2 separate regions of the Homo sapiens genome follow, and region 2 is linked to region 1. A link is a loop called in an ENCODE intact Hi-C map of the cell type or tissue named here. Cell type or tissue: transverse colon. All regions are shown on one strand. Links, peaks and the distances in the headings refer to the core of each region. The heading gives the core; the rest is flanking DNA. Region 1 overlaps ANTXR2 (ANTXR cell adhesion molecule 2). Region 2 overlaps ANTXR2 (ANTXR cell adhesion molecule 2).

Evidence for each region. A loop is a pair of places that touch in the nucleus more often than their neighbours do. Peaks named below come from ENCODE experiments on the same cell type or tissue, not always from the same donor. Only the 100,000 strongest peaks of a DNase experiment are listed, where the experiment ranks them.
Region 2: it touches region 1 in a loop (2.5-fold over the local background); 9 of 110 quality-filtered maps call a loop at or near these places.

Annotation. Positions count from the first base shown.
Region 1 is chr4:80,057,534-80,069,937 of GRCh38, forward strand. ANTXR2 (ANTXR cell adhesion molecule 2) reads right to left here. Exons shown (of 17, transcript NM_058172.6): 3 at 11,903-11,974. Among named protein-coding and RNA genes, the nearest start is that of ANTXR2, 9.5 kb to the right of the region's middle. In transverse colon, for the core only: no CTCF peak of the experiment used is centred there; no DNase peak of the experiment used is centred there; H3K27ac peaks cover 445 bases.
Region 2 is chr4:80,009,666-80,022,069 of GRCh38, forward strand. ANTXR2 (ANTXR cell adhesion molecule 2) reads right to left here. Exons shown (of 17, transcript NM_058172.6): 11 at 9,233-9,311. Among named protein-coding and RNA genes, the nearest start is that of ANTXR2, 57 kb to the right of the region's middle. In transverse colon, for the core only: no CTCF peak of the experiment used is centred there; no DNase peak of the experiment used is centred there; H3K27ac peaks cover 4,869 bases.

The sequences.
Region 1 (12,404 bases), core at 2,472-10,471:
AATCCTTCTCTTTCCTGGTTCACTCATCTCTATTAACTCTTGCTAATTGTCTTTTTAAATATTTGGTTTAAAGTCTACCTATTCTGAACCATTCTTTAAGTTCATTACACTCTTATTCTGAGTCACCCCAAGCTTTCTAGTCATACTCATATTCATGTTTTACCATAATAAAAAAAAGTTCTCTCCTAAAAACATTCAACTTTCTAATAATTTAACTAATTTAATTTAAATATTCACTTTTCAACTACACTGAAAGTTTACATTAGGCTATTACCATGTCTTTTATTTATGCTGTATTCCCCTGCTCTGTACTTATTATAATGTCATTTGCAAAGTAAGTGTTCAATAAATTTTTCAATATATCATAAAAAAATTATAATTCCAAGGATGATAGCATAAGTTATGTAATTCATAAGCTTGTTGTATCTAAAATATTTACGTTTGATAGCTACAGAAACAACTTGAAACTGATTGTGTCTGAATGCAGATAAAAGTCAAATATTTGGTGCTTTTCAGAAATGAGTGGCAGTGTGTCTTTGAGCATTAGTGTTTGCTGCCAACAAGTGAAATGCAAGTTTACACAAACAGATTTTGCATAAGACAGCCTTCTCCATTCAGTTCAAATCAGCTCACCATTGCTGCTGAGTCCCAGACAACACCAGCACAAGACTTTAAGCTAAAGGAACTTCCCAAACGTGGATTCAAGGTTTTTTTTTGTACAGTCAGGTATCTGCTAGCTTATTACACTGGAAGAGAGACAGCAGTTTGCGGTTTTTCTATCTGTACCTATACCTGCACCATAAGATTCCAAGCTCCACTCAATCCCATCATTACTTTTGCAGCTGCATGATCCTAAGAGGAAAGTGCTCCTTTTCCATAGCCAAGAAAAACACATGTGAGTCCTGGCCTTGTACTCCCTTCAGGGTAACTACCTGAAGTCTGTCAGCCTCTTATCAATCAACAAGGTATCACTTTAGGGGAAACAAAGGCCAAAACAAGACAGGGCAGACAGATCTCAGACCCTTGAAGAATCCCAAGCAACTGAAAATAAATATTAAGTTTTTCAATTGGTAAACAGTTAACGGTGAAAAAGCAAAATAATGTGGTAGGTTAAAAACAGAAATCATTCATCCCCACTGTAATGTTAAAAAAAAAAGCCTCTAAATGAAAGCGAAAATGACTAAAATTTTAAGAACAAGAAGAAAGAAAGGTTATGTTATAAAGATAAGTTCAACTCCTTGAATTCAACATCTTAGAAGATCAGCTTCACTGAGTTTGGCTTTCAAGTTATGTCTTCAACTACAGGGAACAGCAATATTGAAACTACTTTGTATTTGTTGTGAAGCAGTTGTCAAGGATGCTGCTGTCATGACACGCATCGTCCCCTATAACATTTCAAAGCAGAAGTTTCTTTGTCACCCCCAAGTAGTTGCTATGTACTTCCTCTTTTCTGCACTTGACAACCATGCAAACTTATTTCTTGTCCTGACTACTGGGGAAGCCCACAGTAAATTTCTTACTCATTCACAAAATTCTGTTAAGTTCATGTGGTTATCATAGTGTTTCATCCCCTTTTCCAAAATTTTAGCACTCTTCTTTTTATATTTTATTAATTTTCTGCAACACTATTAATTTCTATGCAGCCTCAAATACTTTTTTGAAAGAGACAGGAATTGAACAAACAAAATGTTATATTAAAGCCCTGGTTTTCTTTAATTGAGAATTGGGGGACCAAATTCCATTATCAACTGGAGGGAAAAAGAGAAAGAGAGGAGGCACACAAACACCATATATATATATATGGTGTTTTCCTCGCTTTCATTTAGAGGCTTCATATATATTGGAGACAGAGTTTCACTCTGTCACCCAGGCTGGAGTGCACTGGCACAATCATAGCTCACTGCAACTTCAAACCCCTGGACTCATGCAACCCTCCCACCTCAGTCTCCCAAGTAGCTGAGACTACAGGCATATACCATTATACCAGGCTACTTTTAAATTTTCTATAGAGATGTGGTCTCACTATACTGCTCAGGATGGTCTTGAACTCCTGGCCTCAGGCAAGCCTCTCATCTTGACTTTACAAAGTGCTGGAATTACAGACTTCAGCCACTATGCCCAGGCTTGGCTAATTTTTTAATGTATGAAATTAGCACTTTCAGCTCTATTTGTATCTCCCTAATTTCTTTGCTGAGAAGGGCAGGGAAGGGAAGGAGAGGGGAGAAGAGGAGAGGAGTGAGGAAGGGAAGGGAAAATAGCCACCACAACTGCCATGCACTGTGCCATATCAGTAGCTTTTCTCTGAAACACTTTGGATGTGGAAGGTATGCAAGGCATTATAACTAAAATAAAGATAGACTGAAATCATGGTGTCATAAAACAGTCTGCAGGGAATCCTGAATTGACCAACTAACAATGAAGGCATAATTTTATTTTCAGTATCTCCTACTTTTTCTTTCTACGATGTGTCTGTACAGTACTTGAACTTTCCAATGCACATTGTCTTAACTTTCCAGATTTCAAAGCTCTTTCAGGATTTCAGTCAATGAGTCTACACTCATCTGTTGAGCATCTGTTGTATGTGAACACCGTGATTCTACACAGTGATGTGAGAATTCCTCACACTCAGTCCAGGGGTCACTCACATAAAGCTCTATATATGCACTGTGGTTCTCCACCCTGGCTGTACACTGGAATCATTTGAGGGGATTTTCAAAAGCTCTTCTGGACTCTATTTGAAGAGATTCTAATTCACATGTTTGTGTTGGGTCAGGGTTATCACTGGCCTTTGAAAACTCCCCAGAGTATTCTAATGCGCTGCCAGGATTAAGAACCTCTGATCTAACCTAATTTTAAAACTTTCTTGTGTTATTGGAATGCGTTTTGAATTACCTATTTTGCCAGTCATTGCTTCTGTATGAGAGTTTTGGGTAAATAGGATAATCTCTTAAACCATAAATAGTTTCTGGGATGGTATGGATGAAGATGTGCATGAGCTTATAGACAGAATAGAGATTAGTTCCAAGCTCAACCTTGTTTCTTCATTTATAAAATAGGAATATAAATATCTCCCCCATGGGGCCACTGTAAGGATTCATTACAGTATATTATTATAAATGTCCTATTTTGTTATTAGTTATGGTTGTTAATCTCTTACTGTGCCTAAATTATAAATTAAGTTTTATCATAGGTATGTATGTATAGAAAAAAATAGTATATATAGGGTTTGGCACTACCTGTTGTTTCAGTCATCAACTGGGGTTCTTGGAACAGATCTCCTTCAGATAAGGGGAGTCTAGTGTACCCCAAAATTAGTGGTTATCAGCAAAATTGATTGTTTCTCATGGCACTGTGCATTGAATGAGCAGTTCTCATGCTTCACATGCTGCCAGTTGAGCCACTGGAATGGCTAGAAGCGGAATGCCTTCACATGGTTAGCAAGTCGGTGCCAGCGCTGATACTGGCTGTTGCCTAGGAGTTCAGCTAAGACTGTTAACCAGAGTCTCGATTCTCCTCCACATGGCTAGGTTGGGCTTCTTCCTAGCATGGTGGTCTCAGAGTAGTCAAAGTTTTCATATGACAGATGGTTTCCAAGAAAACAATAGAGGAAACTACCATGCCTTAATAAATCTTAGGCCTGGAACTCAAACTGGCAGTTTCATGTTCATGTCTGCTGCATTCTATTGACTGAAGTAAATAAATCGTAGGCCTAGACCCAGATTTTAAAAAGTAAAAAGTGTGTGTGTGCCTCTGTGTGTGTGTGTGTGTGTGTGTGTATTCTATGCTTCATTGGAAGCCACCAAAGAAATAATCTACCACTAAAACAAAAAGCCTCACACACTCATGTTGTCAAATGCCAATTTATATAATTGCAGGAATACTATAGGTATTTATATCATAAGTAAATTATTTTCTTTACTCTCAATAGATTATTAGCCACAGACTTAATCTGCTTGAAATAAACAGTAATTCCAAAACAAAATGTAGCAATACATAAGGATTTTATGATAATTAGCCAATTACACAGCATCCTGAAATGTTTCTTTTAGGGTAAAATTTAATAGATTGAGTAGAATATGAAACGAAAATGTTCTCAAGATGTTATTTATGACTATACAAAATTGCTAATGATTTATAATTCACTTAGAATTCACTTAGAATTGTACTTTACCTGAGCTATTGCATATGAAGAATTTAGTAAAATATGTAATATATAGTAACTGCTCAGTAAACTTTGATACTTTTATTGTCTCCTTCCATTAATAAACCACAAAATTAACCTGAGTAAGAAAAATAGAAAAAAACTGTATGAAGAGAAATATGTTCATTCATATATACCTGCTCTACTTAACTGTGTTACTATATACTACTGCCCTACATACTGCTTAACGGATGAACCTCTAACAAGTAATTTGTTCTCACCAAGTTCCTCAATTTAAAAATTGTTTAAAGGTTTCAAATGAGTGAAAGATTTTTTCTAAAGACACACATTGCTATTGCTAATACATTCTAAAATCTTGGGAACTAATGGGTTTTAGCTGTATCTTACTATAGTCTATGTAAAATATGCTTATTGTTTATTTAACATGTCATTCTAATGCCAACATAGGCCAAGGCTTCTGTGGTCCAGAGTCCAGACCAGCAAATCCAAGGTAGCAGTCATAGATCCAGAAATATCTGCTCACAAAATACCCTGTACAATCTGAATTTTGTCAAAAATATTCTCCAATTTGGCCTGCACCTACCAAAATGTGGTACTCAATTCACACCTGAAGTTCAGGCCTGCTGCGTTTTGCATACTTTTACTCCATTTTCCCACTCACTGCCTTACTAAATCATGAAAAATCAACCCCTGCATTTTACCACTTCCGTGTGCCAGGTCTGTCTCCCAGGCATGAGTAACAATGTACTTAATTTTCTAGAACATGCTCATAAAACAGATGTGGGACTTCAGCGAAAGTGACTGCTAACATGTCCATCACTAAAATCTGAGTTGCTGCCCTGCCTGGACCCCTCAGGTTTAGCACAATGTGTGGCCAAAACAGACTTTTCAAAACAGGAGTAAATACTTGCCTAATGGAATTTTTTTTAGCTAACCCAACTATTGTCTCATCTTTTCACCCCCTCACTGGTTTTTAAGAATAGAATAAATTTAGGGAATGACGATGTTTTTGAGTTGTGACTAATTCTGACTGATTGAAAACTGGAGAAGGAGAACCCAGAGAGTGTGAATACAGTGCGGTGGTGAAGTGCTCATGCACAGCATCAGGCCTGGGTGTGAACCCTGGCTCTAGCTGCTTAGCTGTGTCACTTTGAGCATAGTCCTTTGATTTCTTTAAACATCTGCTCGAATCCTGATACATCATGATGAAAATAAGGATGGTGTCCACTGATAACTGCCAAACCCCATGTTAGCCTTGGCCTCCTTCCTATGCAATCATCAAAGCAACAGCAAGAAAAGAAAAATGAAAAAAAATGAAAAACTATAAATGAGAAAAAATTAAAAGGTAGTTAGTTGCAGGTAGGCGATAGAAGCAAAGAAATAAAAGTGAATTGATAAAGTTATAAATACCCATTGTGTTCTCTTTATGTGTAGAACCTTAGTTAGTCCTTCTCACACATTATACTTTTCTCAAGATTGCTGTATGGTAGGAATAATTCACTCTTATTAACTGGCCCAGGAATTGGGCAGCAAGAGGGTGAGTAATTTGTTAGAAGTCACACAGCTAGTATGTAGCTCCTATGCCTATTCCACCCAAGGTCCAATTCTGGTCCTTTCATTAACAAAAAACCTCAGGACTCTCCATAGTAATGGTTGAATATGCTCTATTCCTGAATGCTTCTTGTTTCCAACCTCTGAATTCCATTTTGATTCCAAGATAGTAACATTAATTTCAGCATTTTTTTTTATAAACAATACATTCTTGTTGAAATAAAATCAAACCACATATATATATATAAATTAAAATTGTGAAGGTTTTTTCCACCTTCAATATCATGCCTAAGACAGTGTCATTGTTAACAATTTGTTGTATGTTCTCTAGACTTCTTTTCTTGCATTTTCAATCACATACACCCCCCTCACCATATAAACAGTTAGGGATTTTGTTTTCTTTTTATTTTATAAAAATAAAATCATACTAAGAGTGTCTGCTACTTGCTTTTAAACTTAGTATATCTCTTATATGTTCTCTTGTAAATATGTACAGACTTTCCTATTTCTTAATAACTGCATAGTATTCCATCCAATGTATATGTTCTAATTTAATTATAGTATCATCAATTGATAAGCATTTAGATTGAATACAGTTTTTCACCATTATGTACAATGTTGCAGTATCCAATTTTGTATTTAGACCTACCTTTCCATGCTAATGCTAGTATTTCAGTAGGACATAGTCCCAAAAAGTAGACTTACTGAAAGGAACCTTCTAGACTTTTATAGATACTACCAAGCTTCCTCTAAAATGAATGTACCAATTAATAAGTTACTTACTGTATATAAAGAACAATTGTTCCACAAGTAAATTTTTAATTCAGCTTTTAAGAAATTAGAAAAAAAAATTCAAATAATAGAAATGTGTATATTGTCCAAAATTAATTAAGTGACTTTTCTATAATTTCCTACAAGTTTGCCTACGGAAGATTTTTTTCCCCAAGTAATTGATTATTGTGCTCAGGTCAAACAATTATAAGACATTTTCAGGCTGGGGGCAAGTGTAATGAAAGGGAGTCATAAATATTTATAACTGATTTGTAAGAGTAGGAATAAGAAAAATAGCAAATATAAGATTATTTATTATGTGGTATAATCACAAAAAAAGACAATCTATGATGGCAGCTAATAACTAAGGTTCTGAAGTCATATCAGCTCAATCACTCATTCAACAAATATTTATTGAGCATCTACTGAGCATCAGGCTCTGTTCTAGGTGTTGGGATACATGGGGGAGCAAGACAAATGAGGACTCCTGCTTTCATGTTTACATTAGAGTCATCAAGATAAAAATAAATTAACCAACAGAACCACTTGAAAATGTGATAACCAAATATAGTATTGTAAGAGATTACTGGGGAGGAGAGGTGGGGTTCCTTTAGACCTGCTGGCCAGGCAAGGCTTCTCAGAAGATGTGGCATGTAAGATGAAACCTAAATGAGGAGAACGAGCCAGCTAGGGGCAGATCTGCAGCAAAGAAAGAGCAAAGGTCCTAATGTGGAAACAAGCTCAGTCTGTTCAGGGAATGGAAAGAAGACCACTTGAGCTAGACTGTGCCACATGATGTTGCAGGAGAGGACTGGCTGGGGCACTAGGATGGGGCGTTTAGGCCTTTGGGAAACACTGGCTTTCCAGTCTAAGTGATGAAATTGTTTTAAGCATGAGAGTGGAATATCGGCTTTAACTTTAAAAGATTATTGTAGCCAATATACTGCTTGCAACTTGTTAACTGTGTGTGCTTGGACAAGCCGCTTTATCATTGTCAGTTTTGATTTCTTCATTTGTAAAGTCGAGGTAATAACAGTATCTATTACAGGAAGTTCATATGAGGATTAAGTGAAGCAATGCATGGAAAGTATTTTGCACACTGCCTGGTGCATAATAATTGTTCAATAAATGTTTTCAACTAAATCTCTGTTACAGTATTAGCATAATATTTAACAGAACTGAGCTTAATTCACTATCCCCAATTATGCAAAATAATAACTAAAAATACTTTTTAATTAGTCTTGATTCCAAATTCTCTACTGTTGAAAGGCTGGGTATTTCCATACTGAATCAACACTTGGCATTTTTCTCTTACCTAACCCTATAATACATCCCTGGGCTATTTATGTGCATGTGTATACCTCTACTCACACACACACTAGATTACTTATCTTTGTGTTACCCCAGGTTCCACAGTACTCAATGCATTGAATATAAGATAAGCAAGTCTTTAGGTAGGTGGGTGGGTAGGTGGAGGAATGGACTAACAGACATATGGAGGGTAAAAATCATGAGAGCAAGAGAAAAGAAGGCAGTGTTTCAAATTAAAGTATTTAAAAGAATAAGGTTTTTAAGTTACGAGTATATAAAATGCATAACATCATTTTTTGGCATGTTTATTACTTTATTCATGCATTTACATAGTACCGGATGCCATGCTGAAAGCATAACAGAAGACACAGCCCTACGGTAAGTATTTACTACCTTCTAATCTTGCCTCATCTCTACTAAGAATCTTCAGCAACACTCTGAGAAACATGAAAGAGCTACTTATTTACCAAGATTGTGAAGAATTATGAGTGCTAGAAACAAAATTGTGAAACCTGCAGTGCTTAACCTTTGGTTTTCTTTGCTTAACCTTTGCTTTCCTCACACACTCTGATCTATTTGTGATTGTAATATATAACATCAAGATTTTAATAGTTTATATGCAGAATTCCAATTTCTAGGCTTTGAAACAAAGATTCACAATAGTTGTGGAATCATTTGTTTACTGATCTGCATATAATATGCAAATTGTTTCTTCACACTTAAAAGTGTGTAATGGAGGAAAAGTGACCCTATATCCAAATATAGAGGACCACAGAAACTTGAGAAGTTACTGATTTAATTAAATAAAATTAGTAAAATAGCAATATAGAACAAGAAAATAATGTCCTTTATTGGAGGTTGTCCTATGCTATACAAAGGAACTTTATATACATTATCTTATTTTGATCTTCACAAAAACTCAAATATGGAAGATTTTATGTCCTGCACCTTATGGACATAAAACTGATACACTGTTATACAATTTGCCCCAAGTTTCCAAATCAGTCAGTGACAAAACTGGAACTCTAGCCTAGGCATTCTCAGTGTTATTTTCTGCCACCCCAAACTAATTAAAAATGCCACAAATAGTGAAATTTATTAAAACTTAAAGTGTTTATATTTAGGAAGAGACAGAGGAACCAACTATGTATAAAACAAGTTGCAAGTAGTGTTATTAAAATTCCTTTTGGAATATTATAAATCCTTTTAAGAAGGGCAATATTTTCTTTATGTAAGCATGATTCTTCTCTGATCATTAAAATACTGTATACTGCCTAGCTCCAGATGATAATAATAGTGATAAAGCCTTTATCTCTTGAAAACTTATATACCAGACTCTGTTCTAAATACTTCACATTCATCAACTTTCATTCATGTAACAATTTTATGGGGTAGGTATTACTATCATCATCATCATCATTGCCGTCATTATATAGATGAAAAAAGAAGAAGCATAAAGAGGTTAAGCAACTTATCCTTGACCATTTGGCTAGTAAATTGGAAAGCCAGGATTTACACGCAGGTAGATTTGGTCTAGTGACTCTTAGCTGCAACATTATGCTGCCTCTTTAAAGAAAGGCCTCTTCTGGTGAGGTGCAGTGGCTCACGCCTGTAATCCTAGCACTTTGGGAGGCCGAGGCGGACGGATCACGAGGTCAGGAGATCAGGAGATCGAGACCATCCCGGCTAACACGGTGAAACCCCGTCTCTACTAAAAAATACAAAAAATTAGCCGGGCGTGGTGGTGGGTGCCTGTAGTCTCAGCTACGCGGGAGGCTGAGGCAGGAGAATGGTGTGAACCTGGGAGGTGGAGCTTGCAGTGAGCCAAGATCATGCCATTGCACTCCAGCCTGGGCAACAGAACGAGACTCTGTCTCACAAAAAAAAAAAAGAAAGAAAGAAAGGCCTCTTCTGTAACCTATCTCAGTGTCTCCCCTATTAGATTCAACCAATGATGAAAGAAGAATCACTAACGTGGGTTAAAGATTTAAACCCCTTCCATGCGTATCTAAGCAATACCAATCTGGTCACCCAGTGACCTACACTTCATCTTCAAAGTGCTGAGGAACCATATGCAAAGTGTCTAGCAAAGAACCTGGCACAATGTTTGCAGCTATCAATGACTGAGAGTTTCTACAAGCCTGGCATGATGCTAAGTGTTTTTCTATATATAGGAATGCCATAAATGTTAAAATGGTTCTTTTTTTTCTGGATTGGCTAGATACAAGGCTGTTTCTTTGGAAATTAAGCTGGGCAATGGAGAAAATTTATTTTCATAAAGGCGAGAACTGTTAAATCACTGAGCATAGAAAGCTGCCATACACGGGTTGTGGACTACCATGGCTCTGGCTCCTGATGAGATTCATTCTCATCCACACAAGAAAGTAAGGAGGGCCATTATCCTCAGCAAACTAACACAGGAACAGAAAACCCAACACTGCATGTTCTTGTAAGTGGAAGCTGAACAATGAGAACACATGAACACAGGGAGGGGAACAACGCACACTGGGGCCTGTGAGGGGTGCAGGGGAGAAAGAGCATCAGGATAGATAGCTAATGCATGTGATGGGTTGATAGATGCAGCAAACTACCACGGCACACGTTTACCTATGTAACAAACCTGCATGCCCTGCACATGTATCCCAGAACTTAAAATTAAAATTAAATTAAATTTAAAAAGAAGAAAGAAAGGAGAAGTATCAATGGGAAGACAAGATCCTAGGCTGCACTCAGCATCTGCAGGGAGATTTTCCTCTCTAGGAAAAGGAAAACTAAAAGCACAAAGATTAAAATCTTATACGGATAATTTTCTAAATCAATTAAGTGAATTATAAATAAGTTCTCTCCCCCAGTTCCTTTAGATATTATGATTTCTTGACCTTTTCAAGGGAAAACTTAATTTACAAAAAACTGTTTTTACAGTTAACTTTTCAGAAATTCACATATCATGCAAAACAAAGTACACCAGCTTCCCTTGCTGAAACTACAGTTCAGAAAAATTTTATTTCAAAATAACAGGAAACCACTCATTCATTCATTCAACAAGAATTTATTGACCAAAAACTGGCTTACATACTCTGTTAAATAAAGTAGACATAAAAATGAAGAATAAAAGCTCCCTCCCACTATGGATCCCATTCTTTAAAACATGTCAGTGAGGTGGGGTGTGGTGGCTCACACCTATAATCCCAGAACTTTGGGAGGTCAAGGCAGGCAGATCTCTTGAGGTCAGGAGTTCAAGATCAACCTGGCCAATACAGTGAAACCCCCGTCTCTACTAAAAAAATACAAAAATTGGCCAGGTGTGGTGGCATGTGCCTATAATCCCAGCTACTCGGGAGGCTGAAGCATGAGAATTGCTTGAACCTGGGAGGTGGGGGCTGCAGTGAGCCAAGATAGCACCACTGCACTCCAGCCTGGGCAACAGAGAGAGACTCTGTCTCAAAAAATAAAAATAACATAAAATATATCAATGACTATTTCTAACTTGTCATTGACACTGTTTGAATGACACAGAAATGGTCATATGAAATACTGTGACATTGGTCTGAAAAAGACACCTTTTAAAAAACACTAAGGAGATTAAATAGATAGGTAGATAGATATAGAGATATATTGGTATACATATTGATATATACTAAGTTCCCTTATAAAGGTGAATATATTCAGCATTAATGGACCTCAGAGAAAGACCAGAAATCCAGGATGTCTACTGAATCTAGGAAATTATCCAAAAGGATCCATATCTTTCTCCCCCTCAATGTTCTTCAAATTCCTGGTTGATTAATATATTATATCTAAACAAGAAAAATGTAGAACTACTTACAGTAACAGAGAGGCCGGGGAAGGTAGGAAGTGGTGAATATACAACTAAGACAGGGATCTAGATTTCACTGCACATTCCACAGCCACTATAAATGATATTGATTTTCAGATTAACTGCTCTTTTATATTACTCATACCTCCTTTCCCTTCTATTAGAGAACTGAATTGTCTGTGCATCTGCTTGATTCCACTGAGAGGCCTGAATCACCACTTGGAAATATCAATCATGCCTTTAAAATTCATCTCTACTAAAAGCCTGCAGTGAAATGATAATGCACTAACCTGTCTCCAGTTAATGGCAAAATAATAGTTGCTTGAGAAGAAAACACAATGAAAGATAATCTCATTTCAGGGCTGCAAAATAAGAAAAGAGGCAGTTAAAACATTTTTAAAAAGAAATATTGATACGATACAGATGTATAGTTAGGGAGGTTCATTTAAAATTGGTCTCACTGAATGGTCCAGGCTTCTTTTAAATGACATTCCCTAAGTAAATAGACGAACTCTGCTTAACATTGTTGCATAAGTCATTTTGGATTTAGTCAACGCTTCCCAGCACTCACATACTCCTCCATGACCCATAAGGACTTGCATTTAGAGAGAGACTAACTGGAAAGATAAATTCTAAGCTGATGTAAAATTCTTTCGTAGAAAATTCCTCTTCCCTTGGTTTTCTACAACATTTCCTTTAAAGGTGGCCAGGCCCTTCAAAGTGATTATGGTTATCAACACTTATGGGTGGAGAGTACCCAGTTTGACTTAATGACCATAACTATGATATGAG
Region 2 (12,404 bases), core at 1,822-9,821, 49 kb before region 1:
GTGAAACCCCATCTCTACTAAAAATACAAAAATTAGCTGGGCGTGGTGGCGGGCACCTGTAATCCCAGCTACTCAGGAGGCTGAGGCAGGAGAATTGCTTGAACCCGGGAGGTGGAGTTTGCCATGAGCCGAGATTGCACCACTGCATTCCAGCCTGGGAGACAGAGTGAGACTCCATCTCAAAAAAAAAAAAAAGAAAGAAAGAAAGAAAAAACTACTTACTGAAAGAATGAACTCTAAAGAAAAAAAACAGCAAAAGACATGGATACAAAGAAGAATGTTTACTGAACTTTTACTGTACAAACAGTTTCCAAGGGAACAAGGGGTATCTCCCAAATGCCTAATCCCTAGGATCCTCAGTAATAATGTTTTGTTTTGTGGTTTTTTTTTTTATGAGAAAAAATTCAGGGAAGAAAAGAAAAAGAGCAAAAGAGAAAGAAGATTAATACTAATACTTTATAGAAATTTTCAGGCAAATACCTAAGTAGCCTGTTCTTAGAAAGAACATTCCAAAGTGCATCTTTCTTTACAAAATTCTAAATATTCATGAATAAATCAGCTACCGTCCACAGGCACAAACACATTAAGCTCTAAAATCTAGGCAAACAAGAATATAACGGAAAAAGGATGTCATAGAAACGCATGGAAAACTGTGGTACCCTATGGGAGAAATATTGTCAAATGTATAAATCTTGATCTCACCTTCAAAAATATGGTCTTATGTAAGACAGCCCCTATCTGTGACTGTCCATGTACAGAAGGAATACATTTCTCACCAGACCTTTCCCACATGAGGATCCAGCCACAGCACTCATAGAAATGGCACACCATTTGGCTGTGCTATACAGCTTTCAAAAGGGCTCTATGAACATTTGGTTTCCCCTTTTCTTAGAATTCACACCCATGTTCAGAAATAAGGACATGCAACTAGAGGCCATGAAACTGCTAAAAATTTAGTGGTTAGTTTGTTTCTTCTATGCATGTGCCAAGAACAGGAAAATCAGAAAATTGCACTGACAGAACACAAAGTAGATGGGCTAGCCCTGCTAGATACTCAAAATTTTTTATTTTTCCCTTAAAAAAAGCCTCCATTAGTAGCATCGACAAAATATTATGCATCTCCAGATACAAATATAATTTATTATTACAATATTATCATATCGACTGATTGCAAAGATTTGTCTTAAAAAAATTAAAAATGGCCGGGCACAGTGGCTCACACCTGTAATCGCAGCACTTTGGGAGGTTGAGGTGGGCGGATCACAAGGTCAGGAGATCGAGACCATCCTGGCTAACATGGTGAAACCCCATCTCTACTAAAAATACAAAAAATCAGCCAGGCATGGTGGTGGGCGCCTGTAGTCCCAGCTACTCGGGAGGCTGAGGCAGGAGAATGGCGTGAATCTGGGAGGCGGAGGTTGCAGTGAGCCAAGATCATGCCACGCACTCCAGCCTGGGCGACAGAGAAAGACTCCATCTCAAAAAAAATAAATTAAATAAATTAATTAAAAATAAATTATGCACTTTCTAAAGACCTACAGACCTAGTATATATATAAGCCAAACATGATGGGAAAAGCGTCAGGGAAAATGCAACCTGGTCTTGCTATCTATCTATCTATCTATCTATCTATCTATCTATCTATCTATCTGTCTATCATCTATCTATCTATCTATCTGTCTGTCTATCATCTATCTATCTGATGACTATTTCATTTACTGGATTCTTTTTGAAATATTCAATATCAGGAATTAGGAAACTATGGCACAAAGGTCAAATCCAGCCAATCTATTTTGTAAGACCCTGGCAAGCCAAGAACATTTCTACCCTGTTTAAGAAAAATGACATTTGAGTAATAAATATTTATTAGAACTTTTTCAGTTCTAAAGAGAGGCATGCCTATGTAAAACTGAGAAGCTTCTAGTTTCGCTCGTGATATAGATCTATATGTAATCAAATCTAGTTTCATACTCTTCTTCATCTGACTCTTAAGTCCATAGTTTGCAACATGGTATCTGATTACGGGACTGAATTCTGTAGTGTTCCACATTTCCCCAATATGTTTATAAAGTTTTGGGCAAAATGAAACTGTTTTTCTTTCATGACTAACATCTTTCTTGCTCTGATAGTGGCTCTGGCTATCAAAACAAACACAATGGGAAAGCCTGAATTTGTATCCAGTTAACCGAGCTGATGTCTGGGATTAGTGTATTCAGGGACTGTGTCATCTGCATCTAATTTCCTTTTCTTCACTAAAAGCAAGTTATAGAATAAAAAACTTTATTCTGCCAAATATAACTAAAATTCTAGTGAAGAGAATCATAGAGATATAAAAACAAATCAGGGTGACTGCTGCCCTTGCAACATAACTATGGGACAGAGGAATCACTGGAAAGTTTCAAAAGAGCATTAGTTATTATTGCTGCAATCTATCTAGAAAATAGTGAATTCACAGCAGCCACATTAGAATGAAACAGACACAGAACGGGGAAAATGGGTCTCCACAATTTTGTTTCATGAATTTAGAGTTAGGGAAAGAAAACAGAGTCATGAAACAGATAATTATTTCATTTACTGGATTCTTTTTGGAATATTTGATATCAGGAATTAGGAAACTATGGTACAAGAGTCAAATCCAGCCAATCTATTTGGTAAGACCCCAGCAAGCTAATACCTTTTTTTTTTTTACAGTATTACATAAAGCTGAAAAAATCAAAAGAAGAATATGTTACAAGAAATTCCAATGTCAGTGTACATAGTTTTACTGAACACAGCCATTTGTTTATATAATGTCTATAGCTGTTTTTGCACTACAATGGTAGAGTTAAGTAGTTGTGACAGAGACCATATGGCCCCCAAAGCCTTAAGTATGTATTTACTATTTGGCCTTCTACAGGAAAAATTTGCCAACCCTTGTCCTATATAAATCAATGTAGAATCTGGTTTAAAATGGCAACTTGTGGAAGTGTTCAGTCAGGGGGTGGGGGAGACAGACGTGGGTTCAATTCTGAATTATAGCATTTATCAGACTGCAAAACTGGGCAAGTAACAACCTTTCAGAGCCTCCAGGCTTCAAGTATCCCTTTTGCAGGGACAGTAAGGACTGAAACCACCTGCTGTTACACTCATCAAACCATGCACCTCTTTGAGGGCTGGGTCCACATAAGAAGAAGTACCTTCTAATGTATTTGGATAAAAGTGCACTGAATGTTGGAGGTATCTTCCTGTTCCTCAGTTTTCTCATCTGCAAAATTAACATAATCTGAACAGCCTCCTCTTGGATTGTGAGTGCTAAATGAAGCCATAAAGGATTTAGCACATATACAGCAGAGCTGAACACAGCGTCTAGCACTTAATACTTGCTCAGCAAACAGGTTCTTGGTATTGTTATTGCAAAAGAGTCAGAAGACCAGTGATTCCAAGAGAAAAAAAAGGACATCTTTCCATTATGTTTTTAAAAGCAGAGATCCATTTTAAAGATCTTTTGAGGAGAGATGAACATAAAGGATTGTCTAAATACAAACCCTCCTCAGACTCTAATCTTAAATCTCTTAAATCTAAAACTTAGTTTCCCCATTTTAAACTAGATATATGGTTACTTTCAATCATTCATTTAGGAAATAATTTTGGAGCACTTGCTCTGTGTAAGGACCAGTTGTGAGAGACGGGCAATAAGCACAGCACAAGCCCTGCCGTCAATGTCTCAAGGCTGGTAAGAAAGGCTCAGAAGCAAACAGGAACTCACAGCTCAGTTCCTAAGGCCTCAATAGGACTGAGCCCTGGATGTTCCTGAAGCATACAGAGGAGCTTCTTTATTTGTGAGATTTTAACAAGGACTAACCAATGACTACAATAATAGTGTTCTACTTTGTTTGGCTTTCAAATGCCTGAGCAAGTAAAAAGCATTATCCTCACAATGAGCAATATCGCTAACTGCATTTCACCTGTTCACCATATGCAAATATGCCTGAAAGACTAAATATCATTTAAATCCAAGGTCCAGGTATTCATCATAGTATTACCCACTATACTCTTCTATTTTCAATAGATATTTCATACATAAATCAGCAGGTGCATCTCATCAGCGCAAGTCTCACTTTTCATATCTATGGAATGGTAATATCACTACCACAGGCAACAGGAATTTGAGGTTAAATACAAGGCAATGGTTAAATTTAAGGAGGAAAAATAATTTTCCTATAATTACTGTCAACCTGAAAAATTGAATTGTAGTATTTATTATCCTGTAATAACTAGTGGAATAATAAAAGTCATAAGAAAGAGAAGGCTTCAAGTCATCAGCCTTGGCAGACACGGGGAGATCACCGGTGACCCCTCGGACATTTTCTCAGCCCTGGCTCACCTTGGCCTCTCCCAGGCATGTACTGCTGCCCTCTCTTCACCTTGGAATTCTATCTTCCTTTGTCTTCTTCACTCGGTGTCTGGTCTTCCCACGTCTTAAGCAGTTCTTTCTCTTATTTCTTCACTTACTTTATTCATCAAGACAGCCTTACCTATTTCTTCTGCTTGATTAAACTTTAAACTTCAGTCAAATTGGATTTCTTCTAACTGTGGGTCTTGGATCTCCCTTTTCTTTAAGAATCTACTTTTAAAAATTTGTGGCCGGGTGAGGTGGCTCACGCCTGTAATCCCAGCACTTTGGGAGACTGAGGCGGCCAAATCACAAGGTCAGGAGATTGAGACCATCCTGGCCAACGTGGTGAAACCCCGTCTCTACTAAAAATAAAAAATTAGCTGGGTGTGGCGGCACACACCTGTAATCCCAGCTACTTGGGAAGCTGAGGCATGAGAATTGCTTGAACCCGGGAAGCAGAGATTGCAGTGAGCCAAACTGGCGTCACTGCACTCCAGCCTACCAACAGAACAAGACTCAGTCTCAAAAAATATATATATATAAATAAATAAATAAAAACTTGTAATCACAAAATATTTCTCCGCCTTTTGAAAAGCATTTAAATCTCCTTTAACTCTCAGCAGTTTTACAGACCTTGGAGGACTGTCTTTCTCAAGGCCCTGGGAGCCATTCCTTTGAGATGTAATCATCAAGGGAGATAGTGCCCCTATCACACGGTCTCTGTAGAAGCGGAGAAACCTAACATCAGTGGTGCCTTGCTCCAAGTTTTAGCACTACCTCCTATTAGGAAAGTAGGAGAAAGTTTACTTTTCCTTTAGGTAAGGTCAATTAGCAGATACTGGTGGCCTATAATTCCCACCACCCTAGCTTTGAAAATTCTCCAACCTTTTGTTTCATCACAGGTAAATTCACTCTTCCCTCTTGCAACAGTCTTGACAAGGTCTTCTTTTCCTGTTTAATTTTGTCCAGTGCATTTTTGTCTTTGACTCTATGTATTCCTCCCCACTTCAAAATGACATTAACTCTAAATTGTCCCATTTTTCTTCCCCTTCCTACAACCTCAGCAAAAGCAAAACTTAAATTTTTACTTCCAGCCCTGATCACTCACGAGATGTGAAGCTATAGCTACAAGTACCTGCTTGACATTGCCAACCTCACTTACACAACATGTCTACAATGAAAATTCTTCTGATCTCCAGATTTACCTCTCGCTTTGGATGTTTCCAATGGCAGCATCATTCTTCCAGCCCATGAGATTCAATATTTTGGAATGAAACATTCCCCCATAACCACCAGTAAGTCACTTTATAATATGGATTTCTTCATTAATACAATTTATATGGCTATTTCTAGGACTATTTCTACCACCATCAGTCAATTTAGAAACTAAAGTTTTATGCCTATATTCTAGCATTTGTTTCCTAAAAGCTTTCTCTGTGCCTTTTCTTTTCCTGTCCTTTCTCTTACATGTCATTACTAATTTAATCTTCCCAAAATAGTATGTTTCACCATCACATGTGTGTCCAAAGCTCTTTAAAACCATATTATTATTTATTGGAGTCAGACCTTGTGATTTCTCAAGGCAATAAAACCTGAAAAAAAAAATCTGCTCACATAAACTTGCCAGCTAATAATTCTGCCAAGTAACAGCATACAAGGAAAAAGAGAAAAGAAGAGAAGAAGCAGGAGGAGGGAGAGGAATATGAGGAAGGAAAAGAAAGGACTGAAGGACTAGGGAGAAGGAAGGTGGGAGAGAAGAAAGAAGGAAGGATGGAATGAGGGAGGGAGGGAGGGAAGGAAGGAAGGAGAGGACAGGAAAGGAAAGGAAAGGAAAGGAAAGGAAAGGAAAGGAAAGGAAAGGAAAGGAAAGGAAAGGAAAGGAAAAAGGAAAGGAAAGGAAAGGAAAGGAAAGGAAAGGAAAGGAAAGGAAAGGAAAGGAAAGGAAAGGAAAGGAAAGGAAAGGAGGGAGAGGTCGGTCCTGACAAATGAAGTGTATTTCCTCAATCAAAGGATATTTTAAAATTAAAATAGGACAAAGAACAATTTTAAAATAAAAGAATTCTTTCAAGTTGAATAAATCTAATAATATGAAAAATATAATCCATTTTCTTTCCTTTTTTCATTTCAACACCGTAGAGTTTGGGAATCACAGCCTGTAGGATGAACTCTAAATTCAATTCGGTTTCTTAGGTTGTTGATAATCTGGTCTACATTTTCTATTTCCAAGAATTCCTTCCACTTATTTCTACTCCAGTCAAATGCATCTCCTCTCAATTTCGTCAACACATCCCCACCCTGTTTGCTCTTTCTCTATAATATGCTCCCCATCCCCTTTCTTTGCTGACATCCTAGTCTCCCTTCAAGGCCCTGTCTGTCTCAGTTCCTCCACAAGCATAAAACCTTTTTCTGGTACTCTTTCCCTTCTTGCTCTAAGCTCCTGGAAGCCACTATTTCCCAGTAAATATTATGTGAAATTTTGTTGCCTAATTTATTCCATCCATTTGTCAACAACTAACAGCTCCAAAGTTTGTACATCCAATCCAGACCTCTCTCAGAACTCCAGACTTGCATATTCAGGGGCCTGACATTTCCACTGCGATGTCCAATAGACATCCCTCATTCAACCTCACCACAACTGAACTTCTCTTTGCTCTGAAACTGCTGTGCCTGATGACAATTCATCCTTCTATTTGGCAAAACCACAGTTGCTTTTGCATCAACCTAATAGTTGCTCAGGCAAAAACACTTGGAGCTATTCTTAATTTCTTTCTTTATCTCACATCCCACACCTAATCTGTCTAGGCATCCCATAAACTTCCCCTGTAAAATATATTCTAATTCAACCCTTCTCACCATCTCCAATTTGATCACCCCAGTGGGGCTACCCTCCTCTGGGTGGGGAAGGATTCCTGCATTACTGCAATAGCCACAGAATTGGGCTTGATGTTTCCACGTTTGCTGCTACTCGCAAAGTCTGTTTTCATACAGCAGCCAGAGTGATCCTTTCAAAACAGTGAATCAAATCATGTCACCTTCCAAGGTCTTCCTGTTTCACTCAGAAGAAAAGCTCAGGTCCTGACAATAACTATACACCCTACAGGATCTGCCCTGCTCCTGCCACTCTCTCTTCCTTATCCAGAGGCTCCCACTCTCCCTGACTACTTCCATTCCAGCACACTGGCTGGTTGCTCTTCTTGAAACTTGCCAGAGACTTGTCACCTCAGGCTTTGCTCTAGCTGCTCCCTCTGTGTGGAGCACTATTCCCTCAGATGGTCTGCAGGCCTCACTCCCTTACCTTCAAGTCTTTTCTCAAAGCCTTCCTTCTTACGGAGAATCATCTTGACCCCTTCTTGACTGTTACAGCTTGCTCCTTTCCCCTTACCTCATCATTGACACATCAATGATCATTTTTCTGAAATCTCCCCACTCTTAAACCATCTTGAGTCATATTACCCTCACTCAGGAGCAAGAACTAGAAAGTCTTCCTTAAAGCACCAACCTATACATCCCACATGAGTCATTTAGCCTCAGCATCCTTGCATGTGAAAATCATGCATTGTTATAGGATAGGAACAAAGACCTGTTTTCCTGCTTGCATGGAAGAAAGGAAGAAAAAGACAGTTTGTAGGTGTAGAATAGGAAGAAGGATGAGGAAGGAATGCCATTTCAGTGAGCTAAACACTGAGAAACTACAAACCACAAATATTTGTAATTTCAACCACATCCTGAGGGACCAGAAAACCAGCAAACTGCAACATCCACAAAATCTACAAATTGCAACATGCGCTAGAAATGGGAGAAAAAAAACCCTCCCCAAAAAGCACAAATACAAAAACAAAAAACCTAGCTATTTTCAAAATAGAAGTAGCTGTTGGTAAAGACTTATCCAAGGAGTTAAAAAGTGACCCAAGGGTCCATATGATGTGCCTTTTACCTGAAGCATTGTCTTAAAATGAGAAATGCAACTACCTCTATACAGATAACATTGAATTGTTTTGTTTTGTTTTCTGTTGGAAGGGTATCTCTCGAATTAGTAGATCAAAATCAAAATATAAAACAATGAAACCGTGAGATGTGAGAAAATGTTTAGGTTTAGGATTTTGGTCTTTTGGAGGGCAGGAATTTTTCTTTTTTTGCTTTGATTTACATATTTTTTACAAAATATATTTAGAAATAATAACCATGTGGTTGGTCCTGTTTAGTGCTGCCCGTTTCCACGTGCAATAATATAATATTGAAACTTTCTATAAATCCACAAAATTAAATAAAAGGAAGAAAATGTCTACTGAATGGAGCTTATATTTCAAAATACTGCATTTAGGTAATGCAAATCAGTAATCTCAAAATATATATTCGATGTGGTTACAAATTAAGATAGTATCAAGCTGTCAAAGTCAACTTCCTCATTCAGAAAGCACCAATATTTTAAATGAACAAAATAAAAAAGTCACACATTAAAATGCAATAATTTGATTTCAAACCATGATAAATGTTTAGATACTGTAATCTAACCTTCCTAACAGAAAACATAATTTCTATATTTAATGTTTTAAGAAAAAAAGTGCTTCATTTGTAAATTATTATCTTACCTTATTTTGATTTCAAATATGCCTTTTAAATTCTATAAGTATGAAAATCAAATGCATACTACCTTAAAGTTCCTATAAAAGGGAGCTCAACATAAAAAAAAGCAATGCCACCCAAAACGAATTCTATACAAAATTTTTCCTTGTAATGGTCTCCAATGTTATTGTTTGCATCTCCTTTATTGTAGTATGCAACAACACCAAAGATCCATAGATTATTTCTGGATGGAATTGCTTTTAAAAGATAATCTTTGTGCAAACTTTTACTTACACATTCTGTGGCTGTGACAATTAATGATCCTGAAATGACAGATTTTCCTCCATTAAAGCTCACTGAAACATCAAGAGTTCTGAAAAAGAAAAGAAACAATAATTTTATATACATTTAAAACCAGAGGAGTAGGAGATTTTTATTTCCTTATGTAATTCAAAACCAGCCAGAAAACATACTTAAAGAGTAAGGGTCTCAAACTCCTGACCTCAGATGATCCACCCACCTCGGCCTCCCAAAGTCCTAGGATTACAGGCATGAGCCACCGTGCCCAGCATGGCCAACATAGTGAAACCCCATCTCTAGTGAAAATACAAAAATTAGCCAGGTGTGGTGGTGGGCCCCTGTAATCTCAGCTACTCAGGAGGCTGAGGCAGGAGAATTGCTGGAACCTGGGAGGCGGAGGTTGCAGTGAGCCAAGATCATGCCATTGCACTCCAGCCCGGGCCGACAACAGCGAGACTCAGTCTCAAAAAAAAGGAAAGAGTAAGAGTCACAGCTTTTGGTAAATTATGCCAGCTTTTTTCTTCCTTAGTTCTAGTCTTTACTTATTAGTCAGGCAAACTTATTAAGTGGACTAATTGTTTCTTTACAAAGTAGTAACAGAAATACAGGCATTAAGAAATTTCTAAATCCAGAAAAATGCCAAGGTTGTTTCAGGTTCACAAAAACCTACAAAGAAAGAAAAGCTTTAGATCCCATTTAGCCTATTTCTCTGTCTCTAGGTATTACTACTAAGAATATAAAACTGGAAGCAATAAACCAGTCAAAAATAAAATATAAAGAAAGTGAATATGAAAGACAGCAACAAAGAAAAGAAAGGGAGAAAGATTTATTTGCAGGTATTTGTTGCAGATGGTCCAAAGATATTAAAATATCCCGACAAAGGTACAAAGAAGAGATAATAATTTTTGTCCCTGGCTAAGAAATATTATAGTTAAAATATAGTTCTTATTTTGAAAATATGATTTCAAATTATAAAACAAGTAATAATCATTAAAATTTCATTAATTTAGATTGATTATTTGGGATTAGCCTAGAGTTAGTAATTTTTTATTATAAAAATAACTAAAACAAGATATCAAAAGGGAAAAAAATGACAAGAGGGTTTGTATGGAAAGAGCTCTTTTCCAAAATAGTTTACAAAGGATATTATCATATAATTGGTTTGCAAACAAATCAAAGCCATCCATCCACAGGGTAGGCATGGTGGCTCACGCCTATAGTCCCAGCCCTTTGGAAGGCTGAGGTGGGAGGACTGCATGAACCCAGGAGTTTGAGACCAGCCCCGGCAACACAGTGAGATGCCCATCTCTACAAAAAGTAAAAATAAAAATAATTAGCCGGGCATGGTGGCATGTGCCTATAGGTCCAACTATTCAGGAGGCTGTGGCAGGAGGATCGCTTGAGCCTGGGAGGTTGAGGCTGCAGTCATCTCTGATTGAGCCACTGCACTCCAGCTTCAGCAACACAGTGAGACTCTGTCAAAAAAAAAAGCAAAAACAAAAACAAAAAACAAACTCCCAGAAACAATCTCAAGCTGTTGACAGAAAGGGGAGATAAGAAATATTATTCAGTTCTTACTATTGCCAGATGCTATCCTAGGCATTTTATGGGCATTATCTATTTCAACCCTTCACAATAGCCCTTGAAGTAAATAGTAGTTTCACAGTTTTACAGATGGGGGGCAGGAGGCCCAGAAATGTTAATTACTTTGCCCAAAGTAATACAGCTAGGATTCTAACTTTGAACTCTTTCCATCATATCAGAGAGGCTTGATTAAATGATGAAATCAAAGTCCTTAATGTGTTTTTTTTCTCAATGTGCTATTTGGTTTGGATTCATACAAGAAAGCTACTGGGAAGGATATTCCTGGCAAAGTTCAAGCTAAATTCAATCAAAATATAGAAATACTTCTATTAAAATATTTCTGTGTAAAGTATTTACTTCAAAGCATCTTGTTTAAAAAGATGGTTTAGCTAGGCTGGGCGCAGTGGCTCACGCCTGTAATCCCAGCACTTTGGGTAGATCACGAGGTCAGGAGATTGAGACCATCCTGGCTAACACGGTGAAACCCCGTCTCTACTAAAAATACAAAAAAATTAGCCGGGCATGGTGGCACGTGCCTGTAATCCCAGCTACTTGGGAGGCTGAGGCTGGAGAATCACTTGAACCCGGGAGGCAGAGGTTGCAGTGAGCCGAGATCACACCACTGCACCCCCAGCCTGGGCGACAGAGCGAGACTCCATCTCAAAAAAAAAAAAAAAAAAAAAAAGATGGTTTAGCTAAATCCAGAAGAGAATAAGAATTCCGGATGTTTACATCTAATTAACTATACTTCTGAACTATTCCAACACAGAAGGCCAAGTGGCGTATTAAGAAAGAAAACTTAAACCTAATTGCTCATTCTGAAGAAATGGGTGCCTTGTTTTGTTTTTTTAATGACTAAGCATAATCAAATAAAAAATTGTCTTCCCTAGTTCTTAATTCCTCTACTTTAAAGAATGTGGCCTGAATCATCTGACATGTTGGCATGGTTTTATTTTTTGGAAAGATAATTTTCATTCATAATAATATGTGATTCTTGCAGGTAATCTTACTGATTCAACTTTAAGGGATCAGTAGACATTGACTGAAGTTGTTTATAATCTGACAGTTAAAATTCACCAGAAACGAACAAGTTCTCTAATTAATGAAGGAAACATTCAAACTTTTAATGCTTAAAAAAATGAAATGAGAACAGAAGATGTCATTTTAAAACAAAGTTTACTCTTTCCTATGGTAGAAATGCATGCTGATATGATCTTGTAACCGACAAAAATAACTGCATTCTCCGAAAATCTCATTCTAGTATAATGTGGCTGGTGTAAAAAAAAAACAAAAACTGAGTTAATTCTCCGCAGATATAGAAATCCACTTGATGATATATGATGTATGGAACTGAAACAAGAATATCTTCCTCCTTTTGAGAGTAGTAGTAGCAGCGTGATCAAAATGTAACCATAAACACCACTCATAATTACAGGCAATTGTTGATTTCTTACTAAGAACCAGACACATTAATTCATCTTCTCATTTAATTCTCACAACAACCTACTGAGGTCAGCACTAGCATCATCTCCATTTTGCCCATGAAGAAACAAGCTTATAAAGGTAACTTGTCCAAATATTG